Regions from separate parts of the Homo sapiens genome. Here region 2 is linked to region 1. The links are chromatin contacts, found by Hi-C or POLR2A ChIA-PET in ENCODE. All regions are on one chromosome and are shown on one strand. Each heading gives the region's core, a stretch centred on a gene start or an enhancer-like site at or near the end of the contact. The rest is flanking DNA. Distances are from core to core; before and after follow the strand shown. Region 1 overlaps LOC124904260 (a long non-coding RNA gene). Region 2 holds the start of LOC105372019 (a long non-coding RNA gene).

Region 1 (7,151 bases), core at 1,843-4,342:
TGTGAAATATCTTTGTGTGAGTGCATCAGATGTAAGATGTCAGTCTGCCTAAGATATTGGATGTGTTTTACAGAGCTGATGGGGTGGGTTTTCTTTTTGATTCACCACGAACAATGCTAAGTCCCGTGCAGCATGTCACCCTCTGCATCTGCATCATCTCAGTGACATCCAGGTACTCGCTGAAGCTTATATCTTTCCTGTATTATGGATTTGCAGTTGTTTCCGTGTCAATCATCCTCCAACCAAACTCTCCCCTCTTAAAAACTGCATACTATAGCTCTAGCCAAAAAGACTTATCAGCGCAAGTTTGAGCAAACTAATGTGTGCAGACCCTGAGTGGTTATTTTTGTTTCCAAGTCTGGACATAGAATCACTTGTTCAATTTCCTGCTGGGTTATATCAAGTGGTTTTAACATGTAAATCTCTGATAAGGAAACTGACTAATTTATGTAGATTACCTATCTGAATTGCTGTCAGGATTGCCTTAATTTTTTCTGCTTCCTTTACTTCTCCACTTTTTTCTCAGTTATCATTATTACCATTACCAGGACTATCAAGTACAACCTTATTCAGTATATGTTTAGAAAATGTTCTTACTAAAACTTAAAAAAAAAAAAAAACAAACCAAAACAAACAAAAACCCTCTGCATTCCTGAAGTGTGTGTGGGAGTTCTGTTGGTTTGGATGTCTGTGCTTTACAACCCGAATTCAAAATATATAGCCTCTCAGACTCCGTCACGTCCTTGACAATCAATCAGAAGATTGTTATTTGTTTTAATAAAAAAATTTTTTAAATGAGAAATGATCTGAACTACTTCCATTTTATTTCTATTCCTTAACCAGCCTCACCCTACTTCAGCTGATGGAGCTTCCCTAATCTCTAAATTGAAATCCTACAAGCTGCTTGAGCACTAGATTCTAGAACCTGCTCTGGCTATAACATGAAGTAAGTTGATCCCTGTGGGATTTTCCATGCAGTAGCTTGATCAAAGCTACTGGTTCCCACCCAAACCTTGCCAAAGGAACACCAAATTGAACCACCATCCACCAAGAAAGCACCGCCATAAGAACCGAAAGTCAGGTGAGTGATCACAGTACCTGTGTTTAACACCATAGCAAGGAAAGAGGCACCGAAGAGAGAAGGAAAGACAGTGTTGAATCGCCGACACCACCCTGCCCCCATCCCCTGGCAGCAGCTGTGTGGCAAGGAGAGAGAATCAAATAATTGTTAATTCTATGCCCAAATACACAGACCGGGGTAGTGTCTTAGTCTGTTCATGCTGCTATAACAAAATACCACAGACTAATTTATAAACAACAGAAATTTGTTTTTCACAGTTCTGGAGGCTGGGAAGTCCAAGATTGAGGTGCTGGCAGATTCTGTGTCTAGTGAGGGCTGCTTTCTGCTTCCAAGATGGCACCTTGTTGGTTCAACTTGTGAAAGAGATGGAAGGGCAAAAGGGACCTAGCTGGTTTTCCCCAGCCCTTTTATAAGGCACTAATCCCATGTATAAGGGCAGAGCCCTCATGGCCTAATCACCTCCTAAAAGCCCCACCTCTTAATGCTGTTGCCTTGGGGATAACGTTTCAATGTTATTTTGTGAATTTTGGAAGGGACACGAACATTCAAGCCATAGTAGGAAGACTGAGTCAACGTAAACCTGTACAGTAATCTCCCTTATCTGCAATTTCACTTTCCAAGGTTTCAGTTATCTTCAGTCATCCATGGTCCAAAAATATTAAATGAAAAATTCCAGAAATAAACAATCCATAAATTTTAAATTGCGTGCCATTCTGAGCAGCATGATGAAATCTCTCGTCATCCTGCCCAGGTCGTGAATCATGCCTTTGTCTAGCATATCCACACTGTAGAAACTCCCCACCCTTAGTCACGTAGTAGTCATCTCAGTTCTCACATGGAAAAAGCATGTATATGTAGGGTCAGTACTACTCGAGGTTTCAGGCATCCACTGGGAGTCTTGGAATGTATCCCACCACTGTAACCAATATCTGATGCTATTCTCACACCAAGCTGGTAAACCTGGCCTAAACAAAGTCCCAAGCTGCCCCCAGACTTGTGAGCTAGGGCTTTTGTCTAGAAACAATCTTTAGTGACCCAAAGTCAAAGCTTAGGTATCCTGTTGACTGGGCACAGCAGTAGAACCCATCGATTCTGGAACATGGACCTCTAACCAGGTAGGGTTCTGCTTCCTTGTTAGGTGCCTTGAGGAATGTGGGGCCAGGAGGGTCCTTCAGGCCTCTCCCTACACCCCAGTCCCACCCCAGCCCCCTCCTGCTGCTCCTGCAACTGCCCTACTCTCTCAGAAGCCTTGTGCTTCAGAAGTGTTTTAAGACAAGAGAGTGTGAGACTAAATGCAAACTGGCTTCAAAAATGACCATTGTTTGTATCCACTGGGAATCCTTCAAGACCTTTCCCTCCCCTCCCTTCTCCCCACGGTGAACTTTAAGCATTTTTATCCATGGAGACTAAAGACAAAGTACTGTGTCTGGCTTCTCTTCTCTTTTCCAGCCAGCCCACTTGCCAGTCTGGCTTCTCTCATCTTTGTTTGGATGCTCTTCTTCATGACTCCTCGCCAATGCACAGATGTAAACTATTGTCTGATTATTAAAAGAAAAACACAAAACACAAAAAAAGCACACATGCCTTCAGTATTAATGACCATAGAGCTGTCTGCATAAGGTGAAGTCTGTGGTCCTGAGCAGACCACAAGCCATCAGCCCCTGCTGCTCCAGGAACTTGTGCTTTTCTCCTAGGTTTTATTAAAAACAAATTTAGGCAAACACAACAGGCTCAGAAAGGAGCACCACTGTGCCCTTGAAACTTTGCTGGGCAGCCTCCAGTGGCAAGCCTTGTCTTTGTCACCTCCTCCCAGTGAAGTTCACTATCTTTTGGCCCCCCTCAGAACTGCTGCCCCATACTGTCCACCTCAGCCTAGTAGCCAGAGACCTCGTGTTTGGTCTTTGCCCTCAACAAGACACTTCTAGCCACACTGAGTCATTGCTAGCTTGTTGGAAAGGTGAGAGCACTGGGTGGAGAGTCAGAGGCTGGCTTCCCTCCTACCCCTGCTGATAGGTTGCATGATCCTGAGCAAGTTTCTTCTCCCTGCTCAGTATTCTTGCCTGCAAACTAAGAGGGCTGGGCTAGACACATTCCTTCCATTTTTCCTTAAGCAAATATTTATTTAGCTCCTGCTCTGTGCAAGACACCGAGGATGGAACTGAAAACAGGACAAACAAGGTCCTTGCCCTCATGTAGTATATGGAACAGCAGGAGAAAGTTAAAAGAAAGTAAAAGAAGACACTCTGAGCATCCTTGTATCTCCAGCAACCTTCAAATGTGTCACTGAGAACAGCCGAATGTGCTGTCGTTCTGATTTATTGGGGATCAAAGTCTTTAACTAAAGATGTGGGATTCTTGTATGGATTTTCACACATCAGCTTCAGGAAATAAGTAATAAGGAGGAGTTCATGACCCTGAAATCCCCCCTCAATGGATACCTGCTACACTTCTCTCCTGAAAGCCAGGTATCTGCAGCTGTCATCCCACTTGCTACTTTAACTGAAGGAATTTTCAGAAGCAGCAGCCAAACATGACACACCAGCAGCCTGTAGCTCCACCCTTCAGTGGAACTGTTATTTTTAGGCCTCTCCTCTCTTGTCACAAGCATCTACATACCTCCCTGGGTGACTCATGTTTGTGGATAGCACCAAGCACACGTGACTTTTTCAATGTGGGGCTGGCTTATTTTGACAAACCCACTCTCCGTTCCATCTCTACTTGCAATACTCAGAATACTGTAGTGTGGGAAAAACTGTGGGACTTCCAGTGCTCCTCAAATGTGTGCCATGCAGCAGGAAAACTACCCCCAGAGAAGCTGGGACAAAGCTGTCCATGAGCCAATGAGTTACTAGTCATAAAGTTGAACATATTGTTTCCATATTGCTTTGCTCCACATTCGTAGCCATATGACTTGACCCCAGAGTTTCAGGTACAGTAAAATGCTCTTATTCATTATGGGGCCATGTTACCATGCATCAAGGTGATATCCTGAAAAATCACACCTCACATGGCTGTTAGACACTTGTGTAAGACGTGGGCTCTCAAAACAGCACATACCGAAATTGGAGTACTTCTAGAAGGTGTTGGGCCTGAATCATCCATTTCTATCAGAATTTTTAGCAATTTTTTGGTCATAGAAAAAAATATTTCTGAGTCTATATTTCAGGCAATATGACAAAAAGGACAAAAACATTGCCATGTGGACCCAGGTCAGTGGCCTATCTGTGTGGTGCCAGGAGGCAGAGAAGATGAAGTTTCCCTTTCAGATTCAGCAAGTGACTCCTTTCGTCATAAATCCATTCGGTGGTGTCATGCCACACCTCTCTCTTATTACCTGTACACCCACTTTTTGTTTGTATATTGGTTTGTTTGTTTTGTTATTTCTGGTCTTCAATGATCTCAGGCTCTTTCTTATCACAAGGTATCCTCAAGGGCTATTACCTCTGCCCAAAATATATTCACCCTGGAATATATTCTTCACCCAGCTAACTCATTCTGGTCTTAGTTTAAAGACCTTTTCTCCAGAAAAGCTGTGTCGACCCCTTTGGGGGAAGGTGGATTTCTCTGTTTTTTCTTTCATAGCATCCTATATCTTTCCACTGTGGCAGTTCTCACAGCAGTATTTAAATGATTATTTGTTAAAATGACTTGCTGAATACATGTCTTTCCCACCAGATTTTAAACTTCATGAAGGCAAGCCTTCTTTATTCACTTCTACTGTTCCAATGTCCAGCACAACACTTTGCACGTAAGAGTATTTTTCTCAAAACCTGTGTCAATTTGATAAGTATCCTTCTTCAAATTTACATAGAAGGAGGACAACTGAAAAGCAATGTGGTCCATTCCCTGTTATATAAACACGTGTGTTGCACTGCAGAAGCAGAAAGAAAGCAGCAAGTGTTTCTGCCCGGAATCACATGAGGCAAGACTCAACAGAAGATGGAACATTTAAGCAGGCCTTGAGGTAAGAATAGTTCAGGTGAAAAGAGTGGAAAAAGGAATTCTGAGGAGATTTGATACAAAAAAAGGCAGAAAGATATGAACATATAGAATGAATTCCAGGGAAGGCACAGCAGTCAACTGTGGTAGAATACAGCATGACTGTAGAGGAATACAGGAAAGGGATCTGGAAAAATGCTGGTGGACTTGTCTTTTATTCTAGAGACTTTCTATTTGAAGCAAACTGAAATCAAACTTCAAATACATGAACATTAAATCATGAGTTTGTGCTCTAGAAAGTTCTCTCTAGTGGCAGAATGACAGATAGATTAGAGTGGGGAGGGGGTGAAAACGATTTGGAAGGTCATTGCAGTGATCCAGGCAAGAGGTGACCTGGCCCTAAACTCAGGCAGGTGGCTGGCATGGCATGAGGGACAGGTGCAAGAGAGAAAGTGGCAGTACAACCTGGAGGGCTTGGTATGTGTTATGGTTTGGCTGTGTCCCCACCCAAATCTCATCTTGAATTGTAGCTCCCGTAATTCCCATGTGTTGTGGGAGGAACCCAGTGGGAGACAATGGAATCATGGGGGCAGTTCCCCCCATACTGTTCTTGTGGTAGTGAATAAGTCTCACGAGACCTGATGGTTTTATAAAGGGAAACACCTTTCACTTGGCTCTCATTGTCCCTTTGTTGGCCACCACGTAAGATGTGCCTTTCACCTTCCGTCATGATTGTGAGGTCTCCCTAGCCACGTGGAACTGTGTGTAAGTTCATTAAACCTATTTTTCTTTATAAATTACTCAGTCTCGGGTATGTCTTTATCAGCAGCATGAAAACGGACTGATACAGCGTGATTAGATATGGGATGTGAGGACAGAAAGTGCGCCAACTATCACTAAGGACCCTGGCATGGGCACTGGCTGACTGACCATGACATTAGCTGTGACAAGGGTATGGGCGGTGTGGGTTGGGGAATCAGGAGTGAGATGAGGGAGGGGAGCTCATTAGGTTTTGAACAAGATGGGCTTGGTGTGTGTCCTTGACATCTTGGTGCAAATGTCAAGAGTAGTGTTTCTCAACCTTCCTTTCATGATCACCCCTTCATAAGGAGCCTTTTAAGAATTTTTTTTCCTAATTGCCCTGCCCCCAGGAGACTCTGACATCACAGATATACCATATGTCTGTTGATATACTATATGTAGTCTGTACTTGTACATTAAAGGAACAGAATTTTTTGCTCCTTCTTCCAAGAACCCATTTTTGCCCCCTGGGGGTTAGTATTACACCCATGAGAAAGCATGGGCAGGGATTGGGAGGTGGGCTGCCACAATCCCAACTGCGAGAATAAGGACGGCTTCATGCAGAGGAAGAGCATTTGCAAGGCACTTTAAAGATTGGGTTAAAAACAGTTTTTAACTGAAAACTAAAATTAGAGATAAAATTCACAGAGAGAGGGTGCTTTGGATTTGGGGATACGGGTGCATTGCAAATGGCATGTGGAGCTACAGGAGCAGGCTACAGCACCAGGAGAGAGGGACTCCAGGAAGAAGACAGAAAAGGAGGGCAGAGCCTGGGGGCCACCAGGAGTGCTGTCAGCAAAGTGGAGACAGGGCATCCCAAGGGGAAGGGGCCCTGGATAGCAGCGTCACACCGTGAGGAGAGAGCCTTGAGAGAGAGAAGGGGTAGCGGTATGGCCACAGGAGAAGAGCTGACAGGATCGGTCACTGCAACAGATCAAAGCTCAGGAATGAGCCTCTGATGGGCTGTTTGAGAAGAAAGAAGGGTGGACCATTTGAGTAGAAGCCTAAATAAAGATGAATGTGCATGTCAGGAGGTTTAAAACACTTGCAAAGATTTTACAGGAACAAAAGGACAGAAATTCAAATCGTGTATGGTATTACAGAACTGTGGTTTTTTAAAGTTCTTTGGATGTTTCTGTACTTTATCTGTCTTTTCGTTTCAGGCCAACAGCTGCCCATTGTCACTGGTTCTACCTTTAGCAGCATCTCTCTCCTCTCCTGATATCCTACAAGCCTGGAAACCTGGGACTGTTCAGAGCCCCGAGAGCTAGAATAAGTGTGCCATGTAATGTGGATGTGAGTAGTAAGACAGAAAAATAAAAAACAAACT
Region 2 (7,151 bases), core at 4,466-6,965, 120 kb after region 1:
GTCTCAAAATAAAATAAAATAAAATAAAATAAAATAAAATAAAATAAAATAAAATAAAATAAAATAAAATAAAATAAAATAAAATAAATCATAGTGATAATAATAGTAACTACTAACATTTACCAAATATTTACAATGTGCTAAGCCCTGTGCTACAGTCACTGTGCCCTTCCTAATTTCTCTATTGTCAGGGCCACCAGAGCAATTTCAGTCACTTGATAGGATTTGAAGGAGGGCTACAGATTATTGGAGAAAAAGGCTTCTTTCTTGCTGCTCAGCCTACGTGGACTTCTCCATCTCCCTTCCCCCAACACACACACACACACACACACACGCACGCACGCACACACACACACACACAAAGCGACACGTGCCAGGGAGCAGAGGATACCACACACAGCAGCAAGGTTAAAAGTCCAGGCTCAGGAGTGAAAAGATCTGGGTTCAAACACCAGCTCTGCCACCACATGAACTTCAGAAAGTCATTCAGCTTGTTCAAGCCTTTGGTGCGTCCTCCTCAAATTGGGGATGATACTACACAACTACCTTGAGGAGCAGCTCATACTAAGTGCCCCATTAATGGTTAATAGTAACTATTTTCAGAATCCAACGTTTAATAGAGCTGATTTCATTTCTTGATTGATTTTGCCAACGGCTTTTCAGCATGAAATCACATAGGAGGCAGAAGTGTACAGGGGCTAAAAGTAGTACTTTAAATTCACTTCTGTTTCCTTGCAGTGTGACCTTGGGCAAGTTACATAAGCTCTTTCTGACTCCATTTCCTTACCTATAAAATTGGGATAAAAGGGACCCACCCCACTGAAGTTCTGTGAGAATTAAATAAGATCATGTATGCAAGGGCTTAGCACAGGGCTCAGTACATCATAAATATTTGGCAAATGTTAGCAGTTACCATTATTATCACTATCATTATTATTACGGCTGAGCAAAAGCAAAAGCATGAAACAGAGTGAGGCTTAAAGAACCTTTATGTGTTTGGGAAAATCCTCATTTTCTTTTTATTTCTTACCTTGTATAATCCCCACCACTGTCAGGTAGGCAGGCAGAATCATCTGCTTACTTCTACCTTGTGGACCATTTATTCCATGGAGCACTTATTCCGCGTGTAACTTGATCTCCTTCCTTTTGTAGAACATCAAGAGGGAAATAAACTATGGTGTATGTAATAATATTATTTCTTTCTAAATCTGACGGAGCAGGAAGATAACACAACGTTTAATGCAGGCTTGTTGTGTAGCTGTCTGAGTAGAGGGTTCCAGGCCATAAAACCAACACCATTTACCCATTTCCTTTGAAGCAAAGTAACTGTTCAACGTAAAGCGGAAAGAATCTTTGGGACAAGTTTATCGCTATGATCAGCCTATTAGTCTAACATGCTGTCATCCTTCCCGCACTATTTACTCAGGCACACTAAGTGCTTCTTGGTTAACCCTGCCCAGTACTGATCATCTCCAGTGGCGGGGGGCTACATGTTTTTTGTAGGTTGTTTTTATATAGAATGTGAAGGATACACGATTACCTTGTGCAAGGGACAAAAAGAATATAGCGGTGTCGGTTCCAAAAGCTTTTCCCATGTTTTCATTCCCAGCAAATACCATGTTCTTCCATCTTTCAGCAGCTCATGTAGGGGAATGAACAAAATGTTCTGCCACGAACTTGTTCCAAAATTTCTACTAGGGCAGCAGTTTGAGGGATTTAGCAGGAGAAGCGTGGGGTGTGTTATTCTGGTCATGCGTAAGAAACTTGGAAAACAGAATCAGAAAATGAGGGCGGTGGGGAGTGGTGGCAGAGATAACTTGGCAGTAAAACAAAAGTGAACCAACAAAAACAACACAACCTAAAAGGGAGTTGAGGAGGCCAGTGGAGAAAGAGGGCATCACATTGACAACTTGGCCAGAAATCTGGACACTGTAAGGGAGGATTTAGTGCTGGGTCGTGCCCTGGGCTGAATTTATCGCTGCTTGCCTTGTTAACTCGCCTCATGTTTAAAGTCAAAACTGCCATAGGCTCTGAGGGATTTCCATCTTTGTCATTTGTATGATCTGCCTCAAAATACAACCTCCCAAGTAAGGAGCATGATTCCCCTCCTGCCAGGAAGAAGAAAGCAGAGAATTGAGGGATGCCGAAATCGATTTTTAAAGGGTTTGGGTTTGGGGCGGTTCCGGATGAGGCTCTGTGCGCTAAGTGAGCGAGACGGGGAGGTGGGAGAGGACTGAGCGCTATGGAAAGGTGGTGGGGACGCAGGTGAGGGCGACGCGGGGAAGCGCATGGTCCTGGGGCCCGCAGACGGGACGGAGCAGCCGCGGCCCGCAGACGGGACGGAGCAGCCAGCGCCGCTTGTCGGGGCTTGTGGTTGCGAACATAGAGTGGAAAGAGGATTCTGCGCTCTGCTCCCGCCCCGGGAGATTAAGAGTCAACCCTACCATGCAGCCACGTTTTGCCAGTTCCAGGTAAGTAGGAAAGACTGACTCCCTAGCACAGATAATGTTACAAATGAGGTGCGCTGCGAAGCCAGGAAGCACAGCACCCTTTCGTGTCTAGGCAGCCGGGAGCCCAGGAATGCACCCGAAAGGCGGGGAGTCAAGGTCCCCCACCGCTTCTCCAGCGCCAGGAGGCCGCAATTTGTAAGGCGAAATTAAAAATGCACCACGTGTCGGCCCGGAGGCTAACGATGTTTATACAGACATACCACACCGAGGGAACCGGCCCATCATTCCGCACTGGGCGCGGAGAAGAGGGGGTGAGGGCGCGGCCGGCCCGCCCCTCCCCCGCCGCCTTCCTGCGCCGCAACCTGGACTTGACCCCCGCGAGCCTGGCTCGGCGCGTCCGGGGCCGCCCAGCCGGAGCCGGGCGCTGAGACCGGCGGCCCGGGCCGGCGTCGCTGCGCGCCTGAAGACCCGGGCGGCCAGACGCGCCCACCACCCCGCCGCGCGCGCAGACCGACCCCGCAGCGCGGCCGGACCCTGGCGCTCCCGGCGGGGAAACGTTTCCAATGCCTGGAGCTTTTGTTTGATAGCGAGGGAGGTGGGTACGGCGCTTGGTGGGGGTGAGGGGAGCAGAAAGAGAGAGAGTTTGGTCCCCAAGTATTGAGCTGTGAGAGAGCAGGGGCAACTCCAGGGCCAGCATTCAGAGCGGAGAATTAGAGCTGCGCACGCCCCAGGTCGGATGCGACAACGAGGTCCCCGGGCCTCAGCAGCTAGGTGACACTGGGCAAGTCTCAGCAGCTCTGGGGGCCTCAACGTCTCAACTGTAAACTCTGGGCACGCGGCTAGCGCCACGTCCTCTCCAGCCCTAACATTCTGTGATTCTAAACTTGTCTGATTTGTCTCATATGTTGCAAGGCTCGTAGCAAAAAGAAAAAAATACTCCATAACTATTTAACAGGAATTAGCTGAAGCACAGCTCTAGAGAGAGAGACACACACACACGTTTCAAATAACCCGAACACTAGAACCTAGTGAATTTTATACCTTTACTAAACTTTAGCGATTATTTGTTTCTTTCGTAACAAAGGTTATTGATTAGATTTAGTGCTGAAAAAAACCAACAACGTGCGCTTCGGTCATTTGTCTTATGGAGGAAACATAAATCTATAAATCTTCCTCCTGTCTCTAAGAAATAAAACTCTCTTCATTTCCAAAGTATGCAGATCTTCCAAAGGCGTATTCTTTCTTCTTTCTAAATCTTTGCTCTTAGACTCCTAAAACCAGTGGCTTTCTTTTCTTAAAATTTATGTGATCTTTAAATAAAGAGAGATAGAAAAAAGCCCCATTCTGCAGTTGCAGTCTGAAAAAAGCTATGTCCAGGAAGAGATATTTAGATTTTATTTTGAGAGAGTTTTTAATCTGAAACAAAATGATTTCTCATCTCCTAAAAATGTACGCAAAATAATTTATAAAATGTTACACAAATTTACAGTATGATTCTTCAAGTATCTCTGGAAAGAGGAACATACAATCTTCTAATTACCCCAAGGAATGTACCACATGTGGGTGGGTGATTCAGAGGCTGGCTAATCTCGCTTCCCCGCATCCCCCAAAACAGTAAAAACAAGGTTTAGATTTCTGACATCTGTCGTTTTAAAAATAATGAATGGAAAGGTGATTGATTTGAACTCTTAATTATTACCAAAACAAGGTAACAAGGTGTTCTCTGATTATGTAATGTTCCAAGTGCAAAAGCTCATTTCAGTGAACAGCCTCCTACGTGATCTTCTGCCTAGCTCAGGGTCACCTCCTCCACCTCACTCCTGCCCTCCAGAATTGCTCCCTCTCTAATCAGCGCAGTCCCATTCTGGCCTCGGACAGGCAGGAGTCAAGGGAGACGCGGAAGCACGCAGGCTCCTCCCCCAGCTTCCCAGGGACAATCCTTGCAGCAGGAGGGTTTGTTGTGCTGACCTTGTGAGCGAGTGACCCATAGAGAAGGACACTGTGTGCGGTCACTGAAGTTTTCTGACCTCATTTGTCCACGTCGGTATCAATAAGTCGGCCAGGGGGAGGGGAGAGAGGAAGTGGAAAAGGACGATTATCAGGACATACAGGACAAGGGACTGTGTGCAGCTGCTCTGCTGACAAGGAATAGTTGGAGCTGTGTTTCCTTGAAGGAATTGTTTTAAATTGAAGGTTGGCCTGGTGTTCACAGCACTCCCACCAGCCTTTCTGCTCATTTCCCCACCATGATCTCAGCCTCCTATCTCCTCGGAAAGTTCCTATGCCAGGGCAGTGTGTTATGCCCAGGACACAGACTCCAGGGCCAGATGACTTGGGTTTGAATCCAGTTTCATCACCTGCAAAATGGAAATGATAGTAGTTCCAGCTTGTAAGAGTGTGTGAGGTTGAACTAAGTTATCACATCCTTAGAAGTGTGCCTAGCACTGCATAAAGCCTTCTAGATACTTCCTTCCATGGTTTTGTTCAGGTTTCCTCTCTCAGCTGGAGGGGTGCCAGCTTTACTCACTCACTGCTGCTTCAAGCTGCTCTGAGCAAGGATCAAACCTTGGCTTCTCCAGGAAGAAAAGATGTGTTATCAGATTTGCCTTTGAAAAGATCTCATGGGGAATCTAAGGTGTAGAAGACTCCCAAACGATCCTTCCTGGGAAGGCTACCACTTATTGAACCCAACTCAATAAATGCCAATTTGTACACTATTCCATTTAAACTTTACAACAGCCCCAAAAGAAGTATTTTTATTCCATTTTATAAGGGAGAAACAAGGACAAAAAGAGGTTAATGGCATTCCCCTGATTGCACAAGTAGGATCAGAGCACAACAATAATAAATAACATTAACTAAATAGCTGACCCGTGCAAGGTATTGAACACCTTGCTATGTCTTCATTCATTTAACGCTCACAGCCACCCTGGGAGCCAAATACTATTATTCTCCCTACTTTGCAGCTGAGGAACTGAGGCAGAGAGGCCTTATCAGCAAACCCCACAAGTAGAAAGTGGTAGAACTGCATTTGAGTGCAGGCCTGCTGGCTCCCAGCCTATAGATCCAACCCCAGTACATGCTCCCTGTGCTCCTCTGCCCACCAGTGACCGGAAAGCCCCAGCCACGCTGACCTCATTGCCCCTGGCTGTAGTCACCATCCAGAAAGTCCTTGAGAACTGCAGATCTCAGTTCTGTGAGAAACAAAAACTACCATATGTCATTGCCTTGTGCCTATTTGAATTTTTGAGACAGAGTGAATGTTGTTCTGTTTTTTTGTTGTGGTTTCCAGGAATCATAATGTCATGTTTAAGTATTGAGAAAGGATGGCTTTTTCCTGTCATTTGCAAGGGATTTTCTTTTCTCCTCCTGAATATTTAGGAATAGGTGGCCCTCAAAACTTTCCATCCAGCCTGAGCTGGCTCAGATGTGTAAGTGCTGGGACCACGATGAATCTTCTACAAGGCTCCAGAAAAAGAAGTTCCTGTGAGCAGCTGGCCAAGGGAGAAGGGAGAGGCACAGCCCCTCCTAAGCAGGCAGAAATCTAGCACCCACCCCTTAAGCCACAAGCTCAGCCTCAGCTCCAGTTCCTCACTAGCCCTTCTGCACCTTGACCTTAAACTCTCTGAAGTGCATGTAAAACCTTGCCAACCAGAGCTTCCTGTTGTTCTTTTGCAAAGTGAGACATTCACAGGTTTTTTCCCTTTTCACCAAACAGGCTTGTGTTTAGAAGTTATTTGAAGCATAAAAAGTAAAAGTTCAACCCTTTCATCCTCCCAAAGGTATTTTTCCAGAGTTGAAATAAGCAAATATTTTGGTAACAATTTGGTAAAGTAAAATGAATTTCCTTTGGAATTGGTCAATAAGTGTGATTTTCTGTCTTTTCATTTTATTATTAATATGTTGGAAAGTTGAGAAGCCCTTGGTTTATGCATGCAGCCACTCTCTGTACCCACAGGAAACACTACTGCGTGAGATGACAATAACCCCTGTTAGAGGCTGTCCTGTCAACAGTGAGTGACACTGTCAACCACTAGATAAAGAGATCAGGATCTGACCCCAGAGCTTAACCTAATTCAGTTCACATATAATGAGATTCGTTGGTGCTAGTTCAGCTGCAGATAGGTGAGATGAAATAATAATAATAATAGTTAACACGGACATGTGCCGGGTTACCTTACATATATTAACTCATCCTCAAGCAACCCTAAGAAGTATTATTATTATCCTTATGTTACAGATGAAGCACTGAGAAGTTAAGTAACATGCCCAAAGTGACACAGCTGCTAAGTGATGGAGCTGAGATGTAAACTCAGGCATTCTATATCCATAGTCCATATTCTTAACCACCACAGAATGCTGTTTCCCGTGGTATTTTGAGTTTTGGTAGGTGATTAATATCTCAGTAGGAGTGAAACAGAAAACACAGGCAGTGCAAAGGAGTCTCAAGAGAAAAGTTTCTGATGCCAGGCTGCCTGGTCCAGTCCTGACTCTGTGCTTGTTAAATGTGCAGCCTGTCTTGGTTTCTTTATCTTTCTGTGTGTCACCCACTGTCAAATGGAAAAGCTAAAGGAACCTTCCCATAGGGCTATGTGGGGATTAAATGGCCTAAAACATGAGTGTGCGCCATGAAGACTAGCCATTGTTATGGGTGCATGGTCACTTTCTGAAATGCAAGGGTCCAAGTGTGTTTGGAATTCA

The links. Hi-C counts contacts between places; a loop is a spot of excess contacts on that map. ChIA-PET counts read pairs that join two places held with the same protein, here RNA polymerase II (POLR2A). Pooled maps may share reads with other maps.
Region 2: a map of PC-3 shows a loop between it and region 1 (12-fold over the local background). The contact joins two enhancer-like sites. A Hi-C loop is called at or near these places in 16 of 168 maps with a recorded cell type or tissue (Calu3, IMR-90, PC-3 and 12 more) and 18 of 50 pooled maps. POLR2A ChIA-PET finds 5 or more read pairs at or near these places in 4 of 52 experiments (HEK293, HEK293T, PC-9 and 1 more).

Annotation. Positions count from the first base shown.
Region 1 is chr18:22,462,757-22,469,907 of GRCh38, reverse strand. LOC124904260 (a long non-coding RNA gene) reads left to right here. Exons shown (of 3, transcript XR_007066305.1): 1 at 1-5,045; 2 at 6,985-7,117. Among named protein-coding and RNA genes, the nearest start is that of CTAGE1, 48 kb to the right of the region's middle. RefSeq lists enhancers at 1-227, 1,648-1,942, 1,141-2,340. Within about 2 kb of position 3,092, at least 13 of the 41 ENCODE cell types and tissues checked have a DNase peak (open chromatin) inside an H3K27ac peak, as active enhancers do.
Region 2 is chr18:22,344,360-22,351,510 of GRCh38, reverse strand. LOC105372019 (a long non-coding RNA gene) reads left to right here and starts at 2,097. Exons shown (of 2, transcript XR_935282.4): 1 at 2,097-2,471; 2 at 2,563-3,665. Within about 2 kb of position 5,715, at least 6 of the 41 ENCODE cell types and tissues checked have a DNase peak (open chromatin) inside an H3K27ac peak, as active enhancers do.